3 separate regions of the Homo sapiens genome follow, and regions 1 and 3 are each linked to region 2. Evidence: chromatin loops called from intact Hi-C (ENCODE). Cell type or tissue: B cell. All regions are shown on one strand.

Evidence for each region. Hi-C counts contacts between places; a loop is a spot of excess contacts. Peaks named below come from ENCODE experiments on the same cell type or tissue, not always from the same donor. Only the 100,000 strongest peaks of a DNase experiment are listed, where the experiment ranks them.
Region 1: it touches region 2 in a loop (9-fold over the local background); 47 of 110 quality-filtered maps call a loop at or near these places.
Region 3: a loop joins it to region 2, with 7 times the contacts of the local background. A loop is called at or near these places in 3 of 110 quality-filtered maps.

What each region holds. Positions count from the first base shown.
Region 1 is chr12:46,484,256-46,492,255 of GRCh38, forward strand. All of the region lies in intron 3 of SLC38A4-AS1 (SLC38A4 antisense RNA 1), which reads left to right. All of the region lies in intron 1 of LOC124902923 (a long non-coding RNA gene), which reads right to left. Among named protein-coding and RNA genes, the nearest start is that of SLC38A4-AS1, 100 kb to the left of the region's middle. RefSeq lists a silencer at 5,731-6,025. In B cell, a CTCF peak has its summit at 3,470; a DNase peak (open chromatin) is centred at 3,646; H3K4me3 peaks cover 873 bases; H3K27ac peaks cover 1,723 bases.
Region 2 is chr12:46,382,695-46,390,694 of GRCh38, forward strand. It overlaps SLC38A4-AS1 (SLC38A4 antisense RNA 1), which reads left to right and starts at 982. Exons shown (of 4, transcript NR_125380.1): 1 at 982-1,001; 2 at 5,053-5,278. RefSeq lists enhancers at 346-853, 3,547-4,048 and silencers at 408-767, 918-987. In B cell, no CTCF peak of the experiment used is centred here; DNase peaks (open chromatin) are centred at 707, 1,207, 4,397, 5,887 and 2 weaker places; H3K4me3 peaks cover 5,532 bases; H3K27ac peaks cover 7,850 bases.
Region 3 is chr12:47,352,332-47,360,331 of GRCh38, forward strand. It overlaps LINC02416 (long intergenic non-protein coding RNA 2416), which reads left to right and starts at 1,437. Exons shown (of 4, transcript NR_183615.1): 1 at 1,437-1,551. In B cell, no CTCF peak of the experiment used is centred here; DNase peaks (open chromatin) are centred at 4,110 and 7,670; H3K4me3 peaks cover 2,542 bases; H3K27ac peaks cover 7,031 bases.

The DNA of each region.
Region 1 (8,000 bases), 100 kb after region 2:
TTTTTTTTAAGAGACAGGGTCATGCTCTTTCACCCAGGGTGGAGTGCAGTGGTGTGATCATGGCTCACTGCAGCTTTGAACTCCTGGGCTCCAGGGACCCTCCCACCTCAGCCTCCTGAATAGCTAGGACTGCAAGTGCGTGCTAGTACTCTTAGCTATTAGTACAGGCCTGGCTAATTTTTATTTTTATTTTTTTTTGTAGAGATGGGGGTGTGAAAGGAAATGAAATCTTGGGACCCTAAACTCATTAAGCCAAAGGGAAAAGCTGGGCCGAGAACTGGATGATGCAACCTGCTTCCACCTTTTTGCTTCCTAAATAAGATGGCTACAAGATGAAAAGCTATACATCTCTGCCATATTTTGCCCACAAGGAAATTCCTAGTGAGCTTCAAGATCTTTTAAGGTGTTTCTGTTAAAATTTCACAATTTCGCCATTGCAATGTAAATTTATAGCTTATCCTTACAGGTGCAGTCATCTCCCTGCCCACCAGACACAAAGGCATATCTGATTGTTCTCCTGCCCCATTTTGTCTATGTTATCTTATGTAAAATACAGATACCCTGCATTTTTCCTCTGCCCCATTTGTCTATATCACCTTATATAAAAAAATGCAGAGTCACTGAGCCGGACAAAGGCATGAACGACTATTTTTCCCTACCCCCGCTCTTACATGAAAATTGTGTACTTCTGAATATCCTGCCCTTTCCCCTTTAAATTTGGAGCCCTCAGAATCATCTTCAGAGAAAGGCATAGACCTGTCTCCCGGGCATACATCCTTAACTGTGGCAAATAAACCTCCTAAAATGATTGAGACTTGTCTCGTCATTTTTCTCGATTGATATTGGTCTCACTATGTTGCTCAAGCTGGTCTCAAACTCCTGGGCTCAAGTGATCCTCCCACCTCAGCCTTTCAAAGTGCTGTGATTACAGGTGTGAGCCACTGCACACGGCCAGGAGATGTTAATCAAAGGGTTTACATGCTGTAAAGGCGATGTATAAAGAGTTATAGGGATCTTTCGTTTGCTTTTCCTCATATTTGTTGAGAACTGTGTAGGAATTTCCCATGGATTTGATATTTGCCCATTAACAGACACCAAGAGAAGTAGTCAGAAAACATTCCCTAAAATAAAGTGTGAGCCAACTCAGTGGTCTTCTTTGGAAGAGACCTGAGGGGAGGGAAGGTCACGTAGTGATAAGCAGGGATGCAGACTATGGGGTCTGACTCATGAACTTCATATGTCACAGTTAATAGTCAGAAGACCATGGAAGGTCACATCCAGGCACAGGGACCTGGTGAGGCGTGTGTGTATGTATCTACAACACAGAAATTAAGATGCGCCAAAGAGAGCAAGTGACAGGGCTCTCTCCCTATTTCTCACTTGGCATATGAGATGACCTTCAGGAGCTTCTGTTCTGTATGTCCCATTTATTAGACCAAAGTGTTCTAGAGTTTAATGTGCTAATATTCATAAGCTTTGTTAATTACAACATTATCATCTCTGCTGTCATCATCTTCATCAGCCTCAGCCAGGGAAGACCGAATGTCCTTGGCCAACGAGGCCTGCAAAAATATGAATTTTACCTCAGGCTCGCCTAGTTTTTAAAAAATAAATATTGCTGATAATGATTTACTGGCATTCATAGATGAGATGACAAACTGCTCATCAGGCCCCCACTAATGCAAGGACGCAATGGCCAAATGACCAAATACTGGGCTGTTGCTTACAGGACAAGCTGGATATGCTTACTTCCACTCTAACCACAGCTGGGCTACTGTGGTTTGCTCATTCATTCATTCCTTCATTGAGGAAGTACTGGTAGAGTGTCTACTCTGTGTCAGGTATTGTGCTAGAGGCTGGGCTCTCTGCACGAGCAAAGCAGGCGAATCCTGCTGTCAATGAGCCTTCTGGTGGAGAAGACAGGTGTATTCTAAAAATCTCATACGTAAGTGCAGAAGTAAATCTGTGTTGGGTGCAAAAAAGGAGACTGCGGGTGCAGAGGAAGGGGTGGTGACCTGGGCAGAGGCTTCTTCATGAAGTGATGATTGACCCATGGCTGGAAAAAAGATTAACAAAAAATTGCAGACATTTACGAAGTGGGCATTATGTGCCAGTCTCAGATTTTAGTGCTTTCTATGAATAATCTCTGTGAAGTATGGACTCATGTTAACATACAGGTGAGAAACTTAGGCTTAGATACAGTATATAACTTGTTTAGGACCCCCCAGTGGGTGAGTAGAGGAGTGGGTTTTGGAACTCAGTTTGATTCCAAAGCCTGGGGTCCTAATCACCATGATATAATGCTGTCTTCTATTCTCCCTGAAGTAGAAGTTAACCAGGTGGAAAGGATGGTGGGAAGGAAGTACCAGGCAGGTGGAACAGCATGTGCAGAGCCCAGAGGTGGAAGAGAACTGGAATTATGTGAGGAAGCACAGAGAAGACACACTAGCCAGGGCATGTGGGTGGGGGAGAATGTGGGGTGAGGCAGGGAGGTGGGCAGAGCCAGGCCACATATTGCCTGAACAGTCAAGTCAGACTGTGGCCCTGCCCAAGAGGAAGTCACTGCAGGGATCTAAGCAGGAGTGACCATGATCAGAGTTGAGTTTTGAAAAGGTCACTCTAGCTGCAGTGCAGAGCTTAGAAGGGGGCAAAAGCAGATTTGAGGAGACAAATTAAAAGCCCTTTGGTTGGGGGTGAAGTTGAGAGCAATAGAGGTGTAGAAGCAAGTCCTGACTTTTGAACTTTGGCAGTTTTGATGGATAATGATATCATTTATCGGGCAGGGAACAGTACAGGATGACACTGTTTGGAAGAAAAGGTCATGAATTTGATTTGGGCAGGTTGAAGTTGAGGAGCCTTGAAGGTATCCACGTGTTTTCTAGTAGGTAGTTTTATATATAGCTTAGGAGCTCAGGAAGAGGTTAGGGCAGCAGACAGACAGACATTTGTGGGTAATTCCAGGAGAGGCGGTAATTGTGCCCATAGGCATGGGTGACAGGGTCTAGGGAGAGAATCTTTGTATTTTCACTGCCCCTTCCTATGCTTTCTTCTTTCTAATTTGCTTCTGAGGAGTATGTGTCCTTTTTCTTTGTCAGGTTAACCCCTCTAACTGCCAGCCTGATTCCCTTGACCTTTCCCCATCAATTCTTCCCTTGTCATTTCCATCTTCATTCTATAATCCTCTATCAAACTCCCTAAAGTCCATTTCTGTGCTGTGTACCTACTCATTTTTCACTATCTTGAATGCTGACTTTTCTATTCTCAGCCCCACTAAAGTGTCTTTTTCAGAGGCAACTGTTGACCTATGCACTGGATCCAAGTGCTCATCTCAGGCTATGCGTCTCTGGCTTCTTCTTAGCATTTGATTGTTGCTTCTCTCATTTAAGCATCCCCCTCTCTGCTTCCCTGGCATTCTTTTCTCAGTTCTCCTTTCTCTTTACATACTTCTCTTTCTACTTCTCTATACATGTACGTGTCCTCCGGAATGTTTTCTTCTTCCTGCTTCTAGACCTACACTTGCTACCTCAGCTATCTTGTTCAATCCTGTGGCCTTAACCATCACTCCCATGAGGATAGTACTCATATGTATCTTTCTTGCCAGGACCCGAGTACCTCAGACCCGAATATCCAACTGATGGCTAGACACCAATGGCATCTCAAACTCAGCATGGCCCATACCAAATATTTTCTTTTCCTCTGAAACAAGTCAGTGTTCTACACTGTCAATTTCAGTTGAGTTCCTCTTTTTTCATTAATTCTCTTGAGTGCTACCATACTTCCTTTTACTTCTTACCATATTTCCTCTTACCTCTTGCCTGGGTGCTTTGCAGTTGTCTCGAAACCAGTCTTTTTCCTTATTCGATTTTGCTCTGAATGAATTGTCTCTCTCTCTCTCTCTACACACACACACACACACACACACACACACACACACACACACACACACATATATTTCTTTTTTTTTTTTGAGATGGAGTCTTGCTCTGTCACCCAGGCTGGAGTGCAGTGGCATGATCTCAGCTCACTGCAACCTCCGCCTCCCAGGTTCAAGCGATTCTCGTGCCTCAGTCTCCCAAGTAGCTGGGACTACAGGCATGCACCACTATGCCTGGCTAATTTTTGTATTTTTAGTAGAGACAGGGTTTCACCATATTGGCCAGGCTGGTCTTGAACTCCTGACCTCATGATCCGCCTGCCTTGGACTCCCAAAGTGCTGGGATTATAGGCGTGAGCCACCAAGCCCTGCCGAATTCTATATTTTTACTTTAAATGAACTGTATACTCAATCCAGATGATATTACTCCTTAGCCTAACAACTTTAATGATCCTCTATTGTCACTGAATTAAATACTAACCCTTAGCCTGTTTTTAAGGACCCTCTTAACATGATGCTGGCATAGCCTCCCACCTTTATCTCCTAATACCATCTGACATATATGAGCCACATATGGCAGCCTTTCCTACAGACTGTGTTACACTTGAAGGCAGACATCTGTGCCTCAAAATCCTTGTATCACCTATACTTCACACTTAGAACACAGTAGTTACTCACTAAAGTTTTGTTGTGTGCATGGAAAATTATGTACTAGTTCATATGACTGTCTGATAATTCCCAGTCCTTGTGTTTGCTCGTGGGGTGCTTCTGACATGGAGGGACCTCACCTTTTTGTATGCAAAAGTGGATGATGTAGGCAAAAGTGTCATTTAAAATTGTGAATTTATATCTGTATCTATAGCTATATTACCAGTTTATTAAAAGTCTGCTCAACCTTTGACTTAAGAGCCATTCCATTTTGGGAACTTCAAAGTGCCTCTCTTTCTTACTTTAAAAAAAAATTATTTTAAGTACTATAGAGCAAGAAAATTTCATGTGGTCCCTAACCTTATATCTGTGTTGTATTTGATCATGAGGTTTACTTCTGTTAGACCTTTGATTCTTAAGAGTAATTTGAAGACTTGCCATCCCCTCTGGTTCCCCACAATCTGTTTCTGATCCCTAGTTCCCTGCAGTATTTCCCAGCAATCGGCCACTTCATTTAGCATTTTGTGAACTGGGGTTGCGTCTTGCTCAGATTTAGGTCCCTGAAGCACTTAACATGATGGCTTACCCATAGAAGTTTCTCAATATTTGCGGATCTGAATTAAGTGAAATGATATATATGGCTACCAATATCTTCCATTCTAAGTGAAAAATGAGTCAAAGATTCAGACCTATGTTTATTTTGTTTTCAATAGCCAGAGAAAAAGTGACAATGATCTTCTCATGGAATTGGCAAAAGGAGCAATGTAACCATGTGTACCACAAAGAGTAGCTGTCTCTGCCATTTGGTTTGGAGAATAAATGAAATGAAGCCATTATGAGGGCGGAAACATAAATATTATGCAAAAACAGGCATGTTTCGGTGGAGTTAATCTCTGTGCAATCCTTTCCTTCCAAGCCCAGCAGCTCTGCTGGATTCTAGTTACCAACCAAGCCCTGGGCAGGCCCTTCAAATGCATCATGGCCTTGTTTCTATCCCCAGGCTGGTAAGTCAGTTACATAAAATTACATGTTGTTTTCAGGAACCTGTATTTGTGATTTGAAGTTGGTCACTCCTTAATTGGCTAACAGGTATAATTCTAGAATTTTCCTAATTATTCCCATGAATATAAAATGTTTTGAACCTTGTAGGATTTTTTTTTTCCTCTGGGATGTGATTTACTCCTGGCTGCTCTTTTTCAAAAAATAAACTGGATGATGGCCAGAATCATAGGGTGAAAAAATAGCCCTGATGAAAGTGTTCTGGACAACTCTTCCAAAGCAGCCACTGGATTATGGGAAAAACGTTTACAGGGAGAAACCACAGAGCATGGTAAGCAGGTTCAGATTTGGTCATCAATAAGTCTATTGTTCTTATCTGGGAACCTTTTTGTTCATGGAAGTCCTTCAAAAGGGCCACACCCCTTCAGTTCTGTAGAGGTTCCCAGACAGTGACTTGGGGTGGAAAATAAAAGGAGGACTTTTTGTTTCTGACGGGGAGCTTCGCCAGGCCTTACTAGGGACTGATCTTACTTATAGCAGTGAGGCAGGCACATGGTCGATGTGCATATGAGCTGCAACGCAGAGGTCACTCCCAGGCTGGGTCAGGTGTCATCTGAGTTAGGAGATCCAAGTGTGAGGACCAGCAGCTCTAAGTGGGAAGCAAGTTATTTTATTTAGTCCCCAGGATATTTATTTGTAATATGAGTACAATAATTCCTGGGTCTAGCCTCTTTCACAAAGTTGTTACATTGATCAAATCAGAAGTGAGAGAAATAAAAAAAAAGGTAACATTGTTATCACAGCATTTTGAGATGCTGAGAATGTTATAGAAATATAGCATGCTCTTATACTTTTATTTCATTTTGAAAGAGGCAATACCCTTTTATCTTTATTAAGTGCCCTCAGAGATTAATGAGAGATGTTTAAATGAGTGTGAATATGTGAATTCACAGCCTTTCTCCACTGCAGAATGGTGAAACGATTCCAAGATGTTCTTCCTGGGTTTGAAGTCTTTGCCTGAACACAATTATGCAATGATTTGAAAGTCAGTTCCAAGATCTCTTGAACTGCTTATGAGACATTTTGTTTATTAAATAATTTTCTGAAATTGACTAGGTTTTAGTGACTCATGGATTCATGCAAACATATGCATGACATTTAGAATTATAGAACTAGAGGGGAAGAGATCAGCTAATGCACCCTGTGTTTTACAGTAAAGGAAATGGTGCCAAGAAGTCTAAATGACTTGCCCAGAGCTATATGAAGGTGTCCATGAGAAAACTGGGGCTAGAACCCAGACCTCCAATTCCCGGCTCGGAGTTCTTTCTTTTGAACAGATTTTCCGTGAATATTCTGATTACATATGCTATTTCCATGGTCAATGCTAAGCCCTTGGAAAAAAACAAAAATGACATTTTGCCCCCCAGTGATCTCAAGGTAAGATAAATATTTTATAATTGTAATGCATGGTGTCTTTAAAGAATGTACAATTCTCTGCAAAATTTATAACCCAGAAATGCTTTCAGGTACATTTAATCTTTACAATTCAGGTAAAGATTGTTATTTAATTAATTAATTAATTTTTTGAGACAGGGTCTCACTCTGTTGCCCAGGTTGGAGTGCAGTGGCATGATCATGGCTCACTGCAGACTTGACCTCTCGGGCCCAATTGATCCTCCCACTTCAACCTCCCAAGTAGCTGAGACTACAGGCACAAGCCACCACACCTGGCTAAGATTGTTATTTATGCTATATATGGAAACTACCAAGTAAGAGAGAGTGGCTTGGTCAAGGTTTCTAAAAATTGAAACAGACTTAAAAAAGATTGGGTTTTCAATTCCATTCTTGGAGTTTTTAAAAATGCAACATGAAAATTGATATTTAAGTATTTTTAAAAATGAGTATTAGTCATGGAGATAAGACTGTCCCTACTTCCCTCCTTTGTTTGGCTCTAAGCTGATGCTGGACTCTGCCCTAGTGTATCCTTAAAAGCTGATGTTCATGTCACGGCAACATTCCAATCCACAATGGATTGAGTTTTCCAGTTCATCAACAAAATCTCACTTACTTGAGAAAGGCTTGTCTGAAATCAGTAGTAGTGGTAGTAATAATAATAATAATGATAATAAACAATTGATATTTATCAAACACTGATTGTTTCCAGGTTCTGTTCTAGACACTTTACAGGTATTAACTGATTTGATCTTTCCGGCAAGCCTATGAATAGACACCATTATTATCTCAATTTTGCAGATGTTGAGACTGAGGCACAGAAAGCTTAAGTAACTTGCTCCACGTAACACAGTTAGCAAATGGCCGATAAGTTACATTTCGATTTTTGTTGTTCTTATTAAAAATGTTTACAATGATCATTTTTATATAATAACTCTAGTAGTTCAGTTATTTGTTTTGGGGCAAAGATTCTCCTTGAACCTCAGTTTTCAACTCTAAAACAATTGGGTTGAAGTGGTTGACCTTG
Region 2 (8,000 bases):
TGTGTGTTTTATTGAGGTGAACCACGTACACAACAACCCCCTTTGAGTGAAACAATTTTGTTGTGTAACCATTTGTCACTTCTACATGGATGAGGTCAACGAAATCCTCAAAGTTGCTGTCTCAGGAATAAATTTTGTTCGTGGTTGGGAAAACGAAGTGGAGAATGTTATGGGATAGAGAAAATAGCTTATTTTCTCAGTGGTTAAGTGGGAGTGGGTAAAACACAATTGGCCTTGCATGTGCTTTGTTTAAACGGCGGTGCAGTAATTCTAAATGAGAAGACAAGACGCCCATCGTCACCGTCTTCTCCCTTTGTCTCACATTCCGCCCGGAGATGTGGGGGGTCTCACTCAATGCGGAACGGAGGTGGCGGGGGTGCGGCGCCCCAGAGGCGAAGGCGGAGGCGCCAGGACGCCGCTCCTGGCCTCTCAGGATACCAGCAGGCTACACGCAAGGTCGGGGGCAAGGCCGCGTGGCGGCTTGGAGCCGCGCGAAGGAAGCGAGGGCTGGCGGCCCCAGGGCAAAGGGGTCTGGCGGCGCCAGCCTGGGGCGCTGCAGCGGGCGGGGCGTGCGCAGCGCCGCTCCCCGGAGAGAAAGGAACCTCCGCAATGTCGGGGCCCGGCTGCGACCGGAAAACGGCGGGGGAAGAGAGAAAAGGAGGAGGGAGGGGGAAAAGGAGGTGGGGATACGAAGGAGCGGGGAGGCGGCGGGCGGGGCCTGCGGCGCGCAGCCCCAGTAGATCTCCGGAAATTTTCCACTAACGCTCCGAGCGCCAGAGCCGCCCGGGCGCAGCCCGCCTCTGCGCGCCCGCGACCCACGTGACGGTGATTCATTCGGCACCGCCTCCCCAGCCCGCGCGCGGACTTGGAGCCAAGAGTGGGAGCAGGGGTCGGGGGGAGGAGAAGGTGGAGGAGGAGGCGAAGAGGAGGCGGGGAGGAGGCGGGGAGGAGGGGGGAAGGGTTCGGGGAGAGGGAGGAGGGGAAGCAGAGGGGACGATGAGGTGCGGAGGCGTTGGCAGGTACCTGGGCCCCGCCGCCCGGGTGTGTGGGGGTCGGGTCGGGGGTCCAGCAAAGCCCCATCCAGTCGAGCCTGGGCAAGCTGAGAGGCTGTCGGGTGCGCTCCAGTTACGCTCCCCTGCGTCGTGGAAAACCTAGAGAGCCCTACAGCGTCAGGGCTAATCCCGGGACGCCTCGAGGCCCCGCGGAGTTTTCGCGAACGCGCCGGGCGGTGCAGGGATGTCCTGCTTGGGAGAGTGCAGGGTTGGAAGCGGGCACGCCCTGTTGGCAGCTGCCGGCGCTTGTGTACGTGGCTGCTGACGTGGAGAACTGTAGCTGTGGAAAGCCTGCGCCCCAAGGAGGGACGCGGGGGTGCAGTCGCGGCCCATTATCTGTGCCCGGGAAGTCCTGAAGGCTCTAGGAGCTGTCAGATTAAACCCCCAGACCCACAAGAAAATCCCTGAAGCTTCGGTGAGCGTGGGATTTGGCGTGCAGTTGGTTCCGTATGGTTCCCCATTAAGACTTGGAAGTCGGCTTACCAAGATTTCCTCTTACCCTTCGGCTGTGTTGAGTAGATATTACACAGACACCCCGCCCATGACTCTGCTCTTGCAGGAAAACATTTATTTCAAAAATACTGCAACGGTTTCATCTCTCATGTCCTTTTAGGTTCTTTCTAGTAATTGTGAACTTTTCCTCTCAAGTCATTCCATCAAAGTCTTGGAAGCAAATGAAAAAAACATACTACCCTGAAATAGAGTTCACATCTTTCTTTACCAACTTGCCTTTCCCAGGAAGACATCGTGGTGGGTTTGCAGTTCAGGTTTCCTCACAGCCTCTCCTGGGGGTCTTTTTCCCTCTCTGGTACCTTGAGGCATAGGACAGAAGGGAGCTGCTGAAGTTTCTGGATGTCGCTTATTTTTCACATTTGTTTTAACTTCTTTTGGCCAGAACTGTGTATTGTTTTCGCATAGATTTCTGCAATTAGAATTATTGTAATTAGAAAGAATAATAATCTTCATATAAGGCTTAGGGTACGCACTACTTTAAGGTCTTTGTAAATGTGTGCATATTCATTTCTCTCATCAACTCTGAGGTAGGGGCTATTCTTACCCCATTATTGACCTTTTACAAATGAGGAAACTGATGCTTGGAGAAGTTAGATAACTCGCCCAAGGCCATTCCTTCTCTAAGAGGAGGAACTGGAATTTGACCCCAAACTGTCAGGTAAATCCAATGCTTTGTTCACTATGCAATAGAAATTCTTTATTAATAAATTTAATTGTGTTGAAATATTAAGTTTACATTTTGGTGGGATTTTCCCCCTCGTTTTATTAAAGTGGCCTTCCTGAATTTTATTGTGGAGGGATGTTTAAAGTTAGTTTGGGTAGAAAGCCACACACAATTGTAAAAAGGAAGTCTTATGAAGAAATCATGCATTCCAAGGCAGTGTTACATTTTTCTTAAAGGGTAGATTATTGAAATATTTGACCTAAGAACTCATTTTTTTTCTCAGGAGAAAGGTTTGTCTTCATACACCTTTAGCCCCGAGCAAATGGTGAATCCTCCAGGAGAATGACGATGAGGCTTTTTAGTCTTCAGGGTTCGATAAATATATATCGATTGAAATGTATTCAAAAAGTGAATACCCTTGAAAGGACGATGACATAATGCCAAATGAAAAGGAAATTTCCCAAAGAAACCTAAATAATGGATAGATTTGATAGCAAGATACTACTGGTTTTTTCCTTCTGGAACCTTCTTTTCTGCACTTGAAACCTTCCCTGTCCAGCCAAGACTGGGTTAGAAGCTCCTTTTGTGTGTTCGTGTGGCACCCAAGGTCTGCCCCTGTAGTGGTACTGACCACGGTGTATTCTCGTGGCCTGTTCACCTGGCTGTGCTTCCCAGGAGAGTAAGTGCCTGGAAGAGCAGGCATTCTGTCAGGCTCAACAGAGTGCAACAGCGTGTCCCCAGGGCTCAGGACAGTTGTTTGTCCTAGAGCTATGGGAGTTATTGAGCTAAGCAATACTTGTTAAAAGCATGAGCTTACACAATTGATCAGCCATGTCTTGTTAGGATGTACTGAATTGGAATTTAGCAGAAACTGGGAGAGCAATGTCCCCGTCAGGAAATGTCTGTTCAATCTTGGTCTGTGTATATCCTACTTACCCACATGTTATTTTGCACATAATAGTTTTTTTGATGTTTATTAAGAACAAAAACAGCCTCTTTAAAATTGTGTGTTCAGTTAGCTAACTGTATTTCAGCATCCAATTAATAATCAGAGGTTTAATAACTACAGCCTTAATTCTGGCCTCACAATGATAGAATGATAAAATCATAGGTTTTTTTTTTTTTTTTTTTTTTTTGGCTGAAGGAGATCTTATAACTGCTCTGTCCAATACACAACCACTGGCCACATGGCTATTTGAATGAATTAAAATTAATAAAATTGACAATTAAGTTCTTCAATAGGGCATTTTAATTGCTCAGTAGCCACATGTGACTACTTAAATAAAATTAATTTTATTAATTCATTCAAAAATGGACAGCACTGACAGATAGTTCCATTATTGTAGGAACTGTTATTGGACAGGGCTGATAAGTTACCGAAGGAAAAAAAACAGGTAAAAGAAGATATTTGAGATAGCTTAGCATTAGCATTGTTACATACAAAGAACATTACACTCATATTCAAAGTGTCTGCTGTTAGGTTGGTGCAAAAGTAATTGCGGTTTTTGCCATTACTTTTAATGAGGAAATATTTCGTATATGATAAACAGTTTTCCTTAGCAGTTGTACCTAAATTAATGCACATTTAAACATATTCAGGAGAATGAATGGTTCAAAAGGATTCCTTTTTGCATTCCTTTAAAGTGAATACTCATTCCAGTTGATCCTTTGTGAGTTCTATTTTTTTTTCTGTTTAAACATACTGAAATCAACTTGAGTCACTACACAAGTTTGACATTCATTAGATTTGGCTGTGCTTTTTAAGCTCGCATGATTGAGAAACTAAAATACTCAGTAATGTTGGTAAAGGACAAATGCCAGATAGTTTTGGACAGACCAAATATATATTTAATGACATCACACATGCAATACAGACAGTTCTCAATTTACAAACACTCTTGAGAAGCAGCCATAGGTTAAATATAAAACATACTGGGTGTACCTTCTTTAAAATCCTCTTAAGAACAGTACCACCTGGATATCCATTGTATGAACAAATTAGTATTTAAAAATAATAAAAATAAGTCTTAGAATTAGAGAATGTATAGTTTTGAGCTGTGGAGGCAATAAAGAGGCTGTGTAAAACTCAGGGGGAGTTAGTTGAGGTTATTTCCACAGTAGAGCAGATTTGCTTAAGTAACCCCCTGACAAAAATAGCTTAGTTCCGCCTCCCCGCAGCATGCCTGCCCCTCCCTGCTGTGTGCATTTCCCCCAGTCCTTCAGTCGTTAAAAATTTTCCCATTTCATTTATACTCCAGTTTCAGTTCCGTTGATTCAAAGTTTTGGGACTTAGGACAAGTTTGCTAGCTTCTCTGAGCCTCAGTTTTTTAAACCGTTAAATAGGAATAACAGCATGCTGAGTGCCAAGAATTAAAGAAAAATTTATGTGAAAATATAGATTAGAAAGAAAACTAATATAAATGCAGGGGATTATGATCATAATACTCATAAAACTTCAGTACTCCCTGGGAAGATCCAATGGCCGTCAGTCATGTGCACGTGATCAGAATCTGGGCCATCATATTTTTTTAAGCAAGTTGATGGCCTGAGGGTTCTTGGCCAGGTGGGAGGAGGCTGCTCTGGGATGTTGAAGAGAGATTTTAAAAAGGAGATGGAAGGCTGTGAAAACATAGTTCAAATTGGAGGGAGCTTGGGCAGATACCACCTTTTCTTTTAAGGAATGAATGTAATTGCTTGCATTTTGTCTCTACTTCCTTCCTCTCATTGATTTATTCCGAAGGCTAGAGTTTCTACTTTACATTCTAATTCATCTGACATAGCGTGTTTTTAAAAAACTTAGCATTGCTTGCTTTGATTTTCCAGTTGACTTTTGCTGATGGAGCCTCTCTGAAGGGCAAATTCAAAGTACAGCTGGGTGCTGCAGCACTGGAGTGCGAACTTGTGGCTGTGGTTATGAAGGAGCCTCGTCAGCTATGCCTTTAGCCCCTGGTGAAGCAGTGCCAGTCACACTTTGCCAGTCAAACGGAGAGGCAGCAGTAGTAAGACCAGACCAAATCAAACCAAACCAAGCAAACCACGGGGAATGGAGGTAGGTGAATAGCGCCAAAGAGAATGATGGCTCACAACACTTCTAAGCATGGTGCATATATCAGTTCATTTAAGCCTTATGATGACCCTATGGGGTCAGTACTATTATCGTTATTATCCCCAACTGAGGCACAGAACAACTGTGTGACTAAGCGACTGTACTCAATGTCACACCACTGTTAAGTGATAGAAGTGACATTTTAACTCAGGCAGCTGGATCTGGAGTTTGTCCTCTTAACTACTACATTAGCAATTCTCAAACTTTTGGTCTCAGGACCCCCTTGCAGTCTTAAAAAGTATTGAGGACCACAAAGAGTTTTGTTTATGTGGACTATATGTGTTGATATTTATAGTAGAAATTAAGACTAAAAACTTAAAAGATAGTCAATGTATTTAAAAGTAATAACCAACTCACAATATGCTAATATAAATGACATTTAAAAGTGAAAATAGCTATGTTTCTCCAAGTGCAAAAGGTTGAGAATGGCATCGAAGAATGAAGAATCAAAGAATGGTATCATTTTATAGTTTTGCAAACTTATGCACCATACTGTACCTCTTTTGGTGTGACAGTGGTTAAGAAAAGAGGAAATGAGAGAGACTAAAAGGTACAAGTGAGGGGAACTCAAGACCTGTCTCAGTGAGCCCCTCACACTCTTGTATGAGGAAGAAATGATAACTAAAGAATCGTCTGTAAAGTGTACAGCAGCATCTGGATTTTCATGCCTGGTTTAATCTTCGATAGATTGTCTGGATTCATTCTCTCTCTGTGTGGGTGTGTGTGTGTATGAGCATACACACACATATTTGAGGTTAGGTAAAAAACTTTGTCATAAAATATATGTAAACTGGAAAGGATTTTAGAGATTATCTGACAGTTCTTTTTTTATGGATGAATGCATCTGAGGCCAGACAGGAAAATGACTTATTGCTGGTTGAATTGCTGATTAGTGGCTGGATTGGAGGTAGAACCCAGATCATCTGCCTCTTCATTCTACTCATGTCCTGTCATGGAAATTAGTCAATCCAATTATTATTATTATAGAAGTCTGTTTTCACCAGAAAGTTTGTGAACTGACAACCGTAAAATCTGTGGTAAATTCACAGGCTTCATCAATGACACTATGAAATATTGACCCTCAGCTTCCCAGATTGCAACTCCCCAAGTCTTGGTCTGTTTGCTGTTAGGATTTGTTACAACTTCTTCCTTATTGCCTTTTGTTACACAAGCAGTGCTGAATATGGGCTGGATATTGGAAAGAGGGCAAGAAAATGAGAACCCACAGTTCTGTGACGTGACAACACTGATTGGCCAGTCACTGTTATCTGCAGGATGTGCTTTTCTTAAGGATGAACATATTTTGGTCCACAAGTTTCCAAGACAAGCACATTCCTGCCAACATGATCCTTGGACAAACTGTTCTGGAATTTGAACTTGCTACTGGAAGAGGGTTAAGTCCAGGACACACACACACACACACACACACACACACATTTCAGTGGGGGGCAAGCCATAGTTGGTTATGTTAGCACCTCATTATACAACAGTTTCAAGATAAAGTGATTCCAGATGTGCTCTCAGTAAGTACCTAGTACTTATGTTTTTAACCCATTAGGCTAAAAATCTACTTTCAGAATTTTGGGGAAGCCAGAGTTAGTTAATTAACTAGTCATTCCTAGTTACTTCATAAAGTTGATTCTAAGTCGACTATAATTTGCAGTATGTTTCATGTTAGAGGATACCCATTATAACCATATGAAACATACATATTTATAGACACATATATGTATTTTCACACAGACTTGCCTTTGACAATGATTAGAAGTTCATCTGAAGTACTGGTTTAATGATCATTAGGTTCCTTTGTCCCGGAAATTTCATTTAGAAACATTAGGAAGATATATATCTAAGAAGTAGTATTCTAGTTTCTTCTTATTAATGAAGCTGCAGTGATAGTCATTGTGATTCTGAAGCATAAATTTCATGAGTAAGTCCTGGTTAAAAGGCTCCCTCCCTTGTTTAAAAAACCAAGATTTGAAATTTTTTGCTTTGTAACTTAAATTTACAAAAAAGAGTTAAAGAGAAAAGATGATGAATGTTTTCCTTGATAATTCATATTATTGTTAGGAATATGGAATTTTTGCATCACTTGGCCCTAGAAGGTGGAGAGCTAAAGGTGAACATTTCATTTTGCTTTCAAATATTTTAAATTTGTCTGCAGAAATTATGTTTTCTGCTGAATACAATGGAAGCCTTCTTAGCTGGTCTTACTTGAGAATATTGCATCTTAGTATGCTCTTTTGATTTTATTTTGCTCTACAGTAAATTTTTAAAAATTTAGGTATGATATCTGGCATCAAGGACAACACCATTTATTTGCCAAAGGCTGTAACCTAGGGCATTATACACTAAATGGGAATATTGGCAAACATACTGTTCAGAGGTACCTGTTGTGCTGTAGGGCAGTACCTACAGCAAAGCAGTCTGGGTATGATGGACTCTGGATCCAGACTGTTTGGTTTCATTTCGCTTCTGCTTTTTACTAGCTGTGTGCTTTAATTTCATGAATGTGAAAGATAAATAATAACTCATGAAGATTTAGTTAAGTCTGAACTTGTAAAGGAAGCACTTAGAACCATGCCTGGCATATGTTAAGTACTTCTCAAGTGTTAGCTTAAACAAACAAACAAATCTCAAATTTTGTCTTTGTCATGTCAGAGAG
Region 3 (8,000 bases), 970 kb after region 2:
GTCTCACTGATCCTCAAAGCAGACACTCAAAATAAATGTGCTGTGAGTTTAGTTTAGATCCAGTCCAGATGCTATTTGAAGAAAGAAGGGAAAGGAAAGGAAAAGAAAGAAAGAGGGAAGGAAGGAAGGAAGGAAGGAAGAAAGGAAGGAGGGAAAGAAGGAAGGAAGGAAGTGAAGTAAGTTCAAAGTTACTTGTTTAAAAAATAAATACAAAGAAAATATTCTTTTCTGGCTGCCAATCTGTTAAAAAATTAAAAAGTAATATATAGTTTGGGGTTGTAATTATCAGGCTATTGTAATTTGCCCTAATTTTTGTACAGTTTTATTTATTTCAAATGTCCAATTTTAAGGAGAAGATAATAGACTTCAAATTATGGATAGAGAGATTGTAATAGAAATCTCTTCAGATACTAAGAAACCTGGTTTCATTTCATTCTCTTTGACATTTCATTCTCTTTGATCTTTAATATCCTTATCATTGGTCCTAAAATCCACTAGCTCTTTTTGGGTTACATGAACATTATTAACTTCAGATATTCTACAAGTCATGCATGTTGACTTGGGGTTCTGGTTTTGGCTATTATCTTATGCAGACTGGTGCCGTCTACCAGCAGCTTGGTACACACATTTTTTTCCTCACCAAAGATGGATTAAAGAAATAAAGTAGCAGAAGTTTTGTGAATAGTGGGTTTGACAGTAATGCATATACCAAGATATATGCTGGTAAAATGTATCCATCCAGCAGCCTTAATTTTTACATATAAAGTTGTCCCTTGGTATTCACGGGGGATTGGTTCCAGGACCCCCTGTGGGTACCAAAATCTGCAGATACTCAAATCCCTGATATAAGATGGTGTAGTGTTTGCATACAACCTATGCACATCCCCCATATACTTTAAATCATATCTAGATTACTTATAATGCCTAATATAATGTAAATGCTATGTAAATAGTTGTTGCATTGTGTTGGTTTTTTATTTGTTTTTTTGTTGTTGTTGTCATTTTAATTTTTTTCAGACATTTTTGGTCTATGGTTGGTTGTATTTGCAGATGCAGAATCCTCATATACAGAGGGCCAGCTGTAACTCATATGTTTTCAAGAGGATCTTCTCAATATAACAATGTGTAGCTTATGGCCAGGCACAGTGGCACACGCCTGTAATCCCAGCACTTTGAGATGCCAAGGCTGGCAGATCTCTTGAGCTCAGGAGTTTGAGACCAGCCTGCAAAACACAGTGAAACCCTGCCTCTATAAAAAATACAAAAATTAGGTGGGCATGGTAGTCTGTGAATGTAGTTCCAGCTACTTGGGAGGTTGAGGTGGAAGGATCACTTGACCCCAGGAGGTCAAGGCTGCAGTGAGTCATGAGTGTGCCACTGCACTCCAGCCTGTGCGACAGAGTGAGACTCCGTCTCAAGAAAAGAAAAGAAAAAGGAAACTGCAACGATGAACAGATCAGAATAGGCGACATGCACTGAACAAGGTAAAAAAGACAGAAAATTATCTGGAGAGGTGGCCGGAGGACACATCAAGAAGCGCCTTGTACATTGGTAAGGATTGTGGATTTTATGGTGATTAAAAGTTGCTGTGGGGTTTTTTGAGTACAGGAATGACTTAACCGGTATAATGTTTGTAAAAGGATCCATTTGGCTGCTGTGCAGAGAAATAGACAGGACAAAGTAAGTGGAGAAGCCAGGATACATACAGGAAGCTATGGTCATTGTCCTGGTGAAAGCAATCCACAACTTGGGCCTGGTAGGGACAAAGGTGAAAAGTTGCTAATTCTACATGTATTCTTTGATGGATTGGGCATGGAGAGGGAGAGAAAGGGAGTGGTCAATAAGATTCCAAAGTTTTGGGCCCAAGCAATTGAGTAAAACCGTGGTGACTTTTACTGAAATAGGAAAAACTGAGGTGGGTCAGTCTGGGGCAGGGGGAAATATGAAATTCCATTTGAGAGCTGTTAAGTTTGAGATATCTATTATATAATCAAGTGGGTATGTCAAGTAGGCATTTGTTGGTTTTTATAATTGTATTAGTCAGGGTTCTCTAGAGGGACAGAACTAATGGGATAATATATGATATATACATATATATGATATATATATATATATATCAATTGTACCCCAAACCTCAGCATCACATAATATACTCATGTAACAAACCCACACATGTATCCCTGAATCTAAAATAAAAGATGAAATTATAAAAAAAGTTATATTGAAGCGTGAAATATTGATTACAATTTTGAAGCATAAAATATATCGATTATTATCATGGTTATTACTGAGTATCAACTTGATTGGATTGAAGGATGCAAAGCACTGATCCTGCGTGAGTCTGTGAGGGTGTTGCCAAAGGAGATTAACATTTGAGTCATATATATATATATAGATATAGATATATAGATATAGATATAGATATAGTTTAGTAAGTATTAACTCACACAATCACAAGGTCCCACAATAGGCCATCTGCAGGCTGAGGAGCAAGGAAAGCCAGTCTGAGTCCCAAAGCTGAAGAACATGGAGTCTGATGTTTGAGGGCAGGAAGGGTCCAGCATGAGAGAAAGATGTAGGCTGGGAGGCTAGGCCAGTCTAGTCTTTTCATGTTTTTTTGTTGTTTTTTTTTTTTTCTGCCTGCTTTATATTATAGCCATGCTGGCAGCTGATTAGATGGTGCCCACCCAGATTAAGGGTGGGTCTGCCTTTCCCAACCCACTGACTCAAGTGTTAATCTTCTTTGGCAACACCCTCACAGACACCTGCAGGATCAGTGCTTTGCATCCTTCAATCCAATCAAGTTGACACTCAGTATTAACCATGATAATAATAAATATATTCTGTGCTTCAAAATAGTTGTAATCAATATTTGACACTTCAATATAACTTTTTTTTATAATTTCATCTTTTATTTTAGATTCGGGGATACATGTCTGGGTTTGTTACGTGGGTATATTATGTGATGCTGAGGTTTGGGGTACAAATGATCCCATCACCCAGGTATTGTTCACAGTACCCAATAGTTATTCAACCCTTGCTCCCCTTCTTCCTTCCTCCCTCTAGTAGTCCCCACTGTCTACCATTGCCATCTTTATGTCCATGAATATCCAATGTTTAGCTCCCACTTATAAGTGAGAACATGCGGTATTTGGCTTTCTGTTCCTGTGTTAATTTGCTTAGGGTAATGGCCTCCAGCTGTGTCCATGTTCCTGCAAAGAACATGATTTTGGTCTTTTTTCTGGCTGCATCAAGTAGGCATTTGGATATGAAGTCTGGTGTTCAGGAGAGTTTGGGGCTGGAGACAGAAATTTGTAAGTTATCAATATCTAAACTAGTGCTAACCAGTAGACATACGAGGCAAGTTACATATGTTTTCTAATAGCTATATGTTAAAAAGTGGAAAAAATAGGTAACATTAATTTTAGTAATGTTTTATTCAACTTAATACATCCAAAATCTCATTTTATTGTATAGTCAATATGAAAATATTATTGTGTTGTTTTACATTCTTTTTTTTATAAGTCTTTGAACTTCAGTATGAATTTTACATGTGTACCACATCTTGATTCAGACTTAATAGCCATGTGGCTAGTGGCTACTGTGTTGGACAGCACAGGTCTGGATGGTGTTTAAAGCCAATGGACTGGATATTGAGAGACAGTATAGATAGAAAAGAGAAGAAGCCCAAGAGACCCGAGGACTGAGCCCTTGGAAACTGCAGCATTTAAAAGTCAGGAAAAAGAAGAGGAGGATCCCCAATAGAAGAGAAAAAGAATAGAAATGCTGTCTTGTTAGGGGAGCAGGATATGGGTGTATGCATTTATCAAAACTGATTGAACTGCACACTTAAAATTTATGCATTTCACAATATGTAAATTATGACTCAATTTTAAAAAGCACATTCTAAAAATAGAAGAGAGAGAGAGAGAGAGAGAATCAAATGGAGAAAACAGTGAGGATGGTGTGGGGTTCCAGAAACAAGTGATCAACTACGTCAAATGCTGGTAAGAAGTCAAGTGAGATAAGGACAGAATTAACCAGAGAATGGGCAATGGAAGGTCATATGTCACCGTGGCAAAAGAAGATTTGAGAGAGGGGATGAAAGCTTGATTAGAAGTTCATTCGAGTGAGAATGGGGAAGCTTCTGGTCACAGATGGCTGATCTAACATGTGATTTTACTTCTGCTTCCCCTGAAACCTGACTAAATGACAGTAAATGGAATTTGTAATGACTTACTCACACCCCTGCCCCACTCTAACATGTACAGTTTGGAAACTGGAAAGCATCTAGGGAAGGATAAATGACTGAGATCTATGAAAGCTGAATTCCTAGTCAGCACTGGGGAAAGCAAGGAGCAATTTGTCACCATAGAACCCGCCAAAGGCTCAGAAATCTGTAATACAGGTTCAACCAAAAGTGAGGGGTGTAGGTGGGCCTGAGAACTGTTTAAAAAGCAATTTGATACCCAGATCAGGGTATCAGCAATTTGATACCCAATGTCCAGGAGGGACATTAATACAATGAAAGGAAGCTTTTGGAAGTTAAAAATATGAAAGCTGAAACAAAAATCTCAATACAAAGACTAGAAGGTAAATTGAGGAAAGTAGAGCAAAAAATCAAAGAGAAGGAAAACAGCAGAGAAAAGTAAAAAAGAAAATTAGATGATCAGTCCAAGAGGTCTAACATCTCAATGATAGGAATTACAGAAAGAGGGAACAACAACAAAAGAACATACATGAAGAAACAGTCAAAGGAAAAATTCAAGGAAATTTCCAAAGTGGAATGACAGGAATTTCTAGATTAAAAAGGCCCACCGGCCAGGTGCAGCAGCTCATGCCTATAATCCTAGCACTTTGGGAGGCCGAGGCGGGCGGATAGCCTGAGGTCAGGAGTTCCAGACCTGTCTGGCCAACATGGTGAAACTCAGTCTCTATTAAAAATACAAAAAGTTAGCTGGGTGTGGTGGCGGGTGCTTGTAATCCCAGCTACTTGCGAGGCTGAGTCAGGAGAATCACTTGAACCCGGGAGACAGAGGTTGCAGTGAGCTGAGATCGCACCATTGCACTGCAGCCTGGGAGACAGAAGGAGACTCCGTCTCAAAAAAAAAAAAAAAAAAGGCTACCAAAAACCCAGCATAATGAATGAAAGCAGACCCATAATAAGTCGTCTCATTATAAAATGTCATAATATCAGGCCAAAAGAGATGAAAGAATAGGTCATATACAAAGGATCAAGAGTAAGAATAGATTTGGATTTTTTAACAACAGTGGAAACTAGAAGTTAATGTAAAACAATGTTTTTATAATTTGAGAGAAAACTATTTCTGCCTTAGAATTTATATACACAAAGTCCTAAGTGTGAAGATAGGCTAAAGGCATTTTCAGACATGCTAGTCCTCAAACATTTACTTTTTATAGTTACTGCTGGAGCAGTAGCACGATGAAGGAGTATGTCAAGGAAGAGGATGACATGTCCCACCAACAGTGGCTCCGACTCAAGAAAGAAGGGACGGGAATCGCAGGATGTAGGTGACGGGGATTCCAGGGTGCCAACCGTGCAGCGGCCTCAGAGAGCAACCTGAGCAGATCGAAGCAAGTCTCCAGAAAACATAGCTCCAAAAAGATGAAATTGATATATTTGAACATATGGGAAGAACATCCACACTTCTGAAGAGGACTGGGGTCAAATTGCTGATAACTGCTTACATAGCTAAGCAAATTTTTAAAAAAGAATATTAACTTTAGGGAACATCGAAAGATCTTAAATAAAAAGTAACCATGATTTATCACATGGCTTGGTTGCAAGTAGTCACTTTTTCATAATAATGAAAACACTGAATACTGATCTAACCATAAAAATACTTTGACTCTATGGGGAGATGGGGGACTGGAAGTGTACATGTGTGTACAGATGTGACTAGGAAGGGGTGTGGGGAGTGCTGAATCCACGCATTCCTTAAAGAAGTCAGGATCATGTCCAAAACTTGGAAAATAATAGAGAGGAAGCAATACAAGAAAATTATTTAGAATTATAGCCATAATTTTTTTAAAGCTAAAAGACTCGAGGCTGGGCTCCGTGGCTCAGGCCTGTAATCCTAGCACTTTGGGAGGCCGAGGCGGGCGGATCATGAGGTCAGGAGATGAAGACCATCTTGGCCAACACGGTGAAACCCCGTCTCTACTAAAAATACACACAAAAAAAAATTAGCTGGGTGTAGTGGCGGGCGCCTGTAGTCCCAGCTACTTGGGAGGCTGAGGCGGGAGAACAGCGTGAACCCAGGAGGTGGAGCTTGCAGTGAACTGAGATTGCGCCACTGCACTCCAGCCTGGGTGACAGAGTGACACTCCGTCTCAAAAAAAAAAAAAGACTTGATCACAATTTCTTGGGAAGTGAAAAATAGGGAGAAGGAATGAAAAGTTGTCAATTGCAGCACTTTTTGGCTCTCTAATCTATGCACCTATATAAATTTGATTTAAAAGTTTAAAACTTTTTTCAAAACATGGAATGATGATATAAAATGAAGACAGAAAGTATACAGCAACACTGTCCAAAAGAAGTTTCTTCAATGATGGAAATTACATCCAATATGATAGCCCCTTGAAATGTGACTAGTGTGAGTGGGGAATTAAATTTAGAGGTTTATTAAATTTAAATCAATTTACATTTAAATAGCCACGTATGGCTAGTGGCTGTTATATTAGACAGTGCATCTATATACAATGGCCTGCTCCTATCTAGAATCAACTTTCCTTTTATAATTGAGCCTTCTTTCTTCTTCTAGTTTTTGTTTGTTTGTTTGTTTGTTTCTAAGCATTATTTATTTATTTATTTATTTATTTTACTTTCTCAATTTTTATTTTAGGCTCTGTGGTAGTTGTGTAGGTTTGTTACACAGGTAAATTGCATGTCACTGGGATTTGGTGTACAAATGATTTTGTCACCCAGGTAGTTAGCACAGTACATGACAGGTTGGTTTTTTACCTTCACCCTCTTCCCATCCTCCCCACTCAGTTAGGTCCCAGCGTCTATTGTTCTTTTCTTTGTGTCCATGTGTACATAATGTTTTGCTCCCACTTATAAGTAAGAACGTGTGGTATTTGGTTTTCTGTTCCTGCATTAATTTGCTTAGGATAGTGACCTCCAGCTGCATCCCTGTTGCTGCAAAAGACATGATCTCATTCTTTTTTATGGCTGCATAGTATTCCATGGTGTATATGTATGACATTTTCTTTGTACAGTCCATCATTGATGGGCACCTAGGTTGATTCCATGTCTTTGCTATTGTGAATAGTGCTGCAGTGAACATATGGGTGCATATGTCTTTTCGGTAGAAAAATTTATATTCCTTTTGGATATATACCCAACAATGGGACTGCTGGATCGAATGGTAGTTCTGAGTTCTTTGAGAAACCTCCAATCTGTTTTCTACAGTGGCTGAACTAATTTACATTCCTACCAGCAGCATATAGGCATTACCTTTTCTCTGCAATCACACCGGCATCTGTTATTTTTTGATTTTTTAATAGTAGCCATTCTGACTGGTGTGAAATGGTACGTCATTGTGGTTTTGATTTCATTTCTCTAATGATCAGTGATGTTGAGCATTTTTCGTGCACTTATTGGCTATGTGTATGCTTTCTTTTGAGACATGCAACTGACCCTTCTTTCTCTCCTGTGTAATCTTTTTGTCTGTTCTATGAATCCTTCCTACCAGCATGCTAAAATGTTATTTACCTTTTTTTTTAAAGTGCTGTTGCTTTGACCCCCATCCCTCTGTGACTATCCACCCCATTTTCTGTTCCTTTATAGCAAAACTCCTCAAAAGACTTCTGTATACCTCAGCTGTCCTACACAGCAGCCACTAGCCACATATGGCTATATGCATTTAAATTAATTGAAATTAAATAAAATGTAAAATTCAGTTCCTCAATTTCACTGGCCATGTTCCAATCACTCAATAGTTATGTGTGGCTCTCGGCTTTGCCTTGAGGAGAGA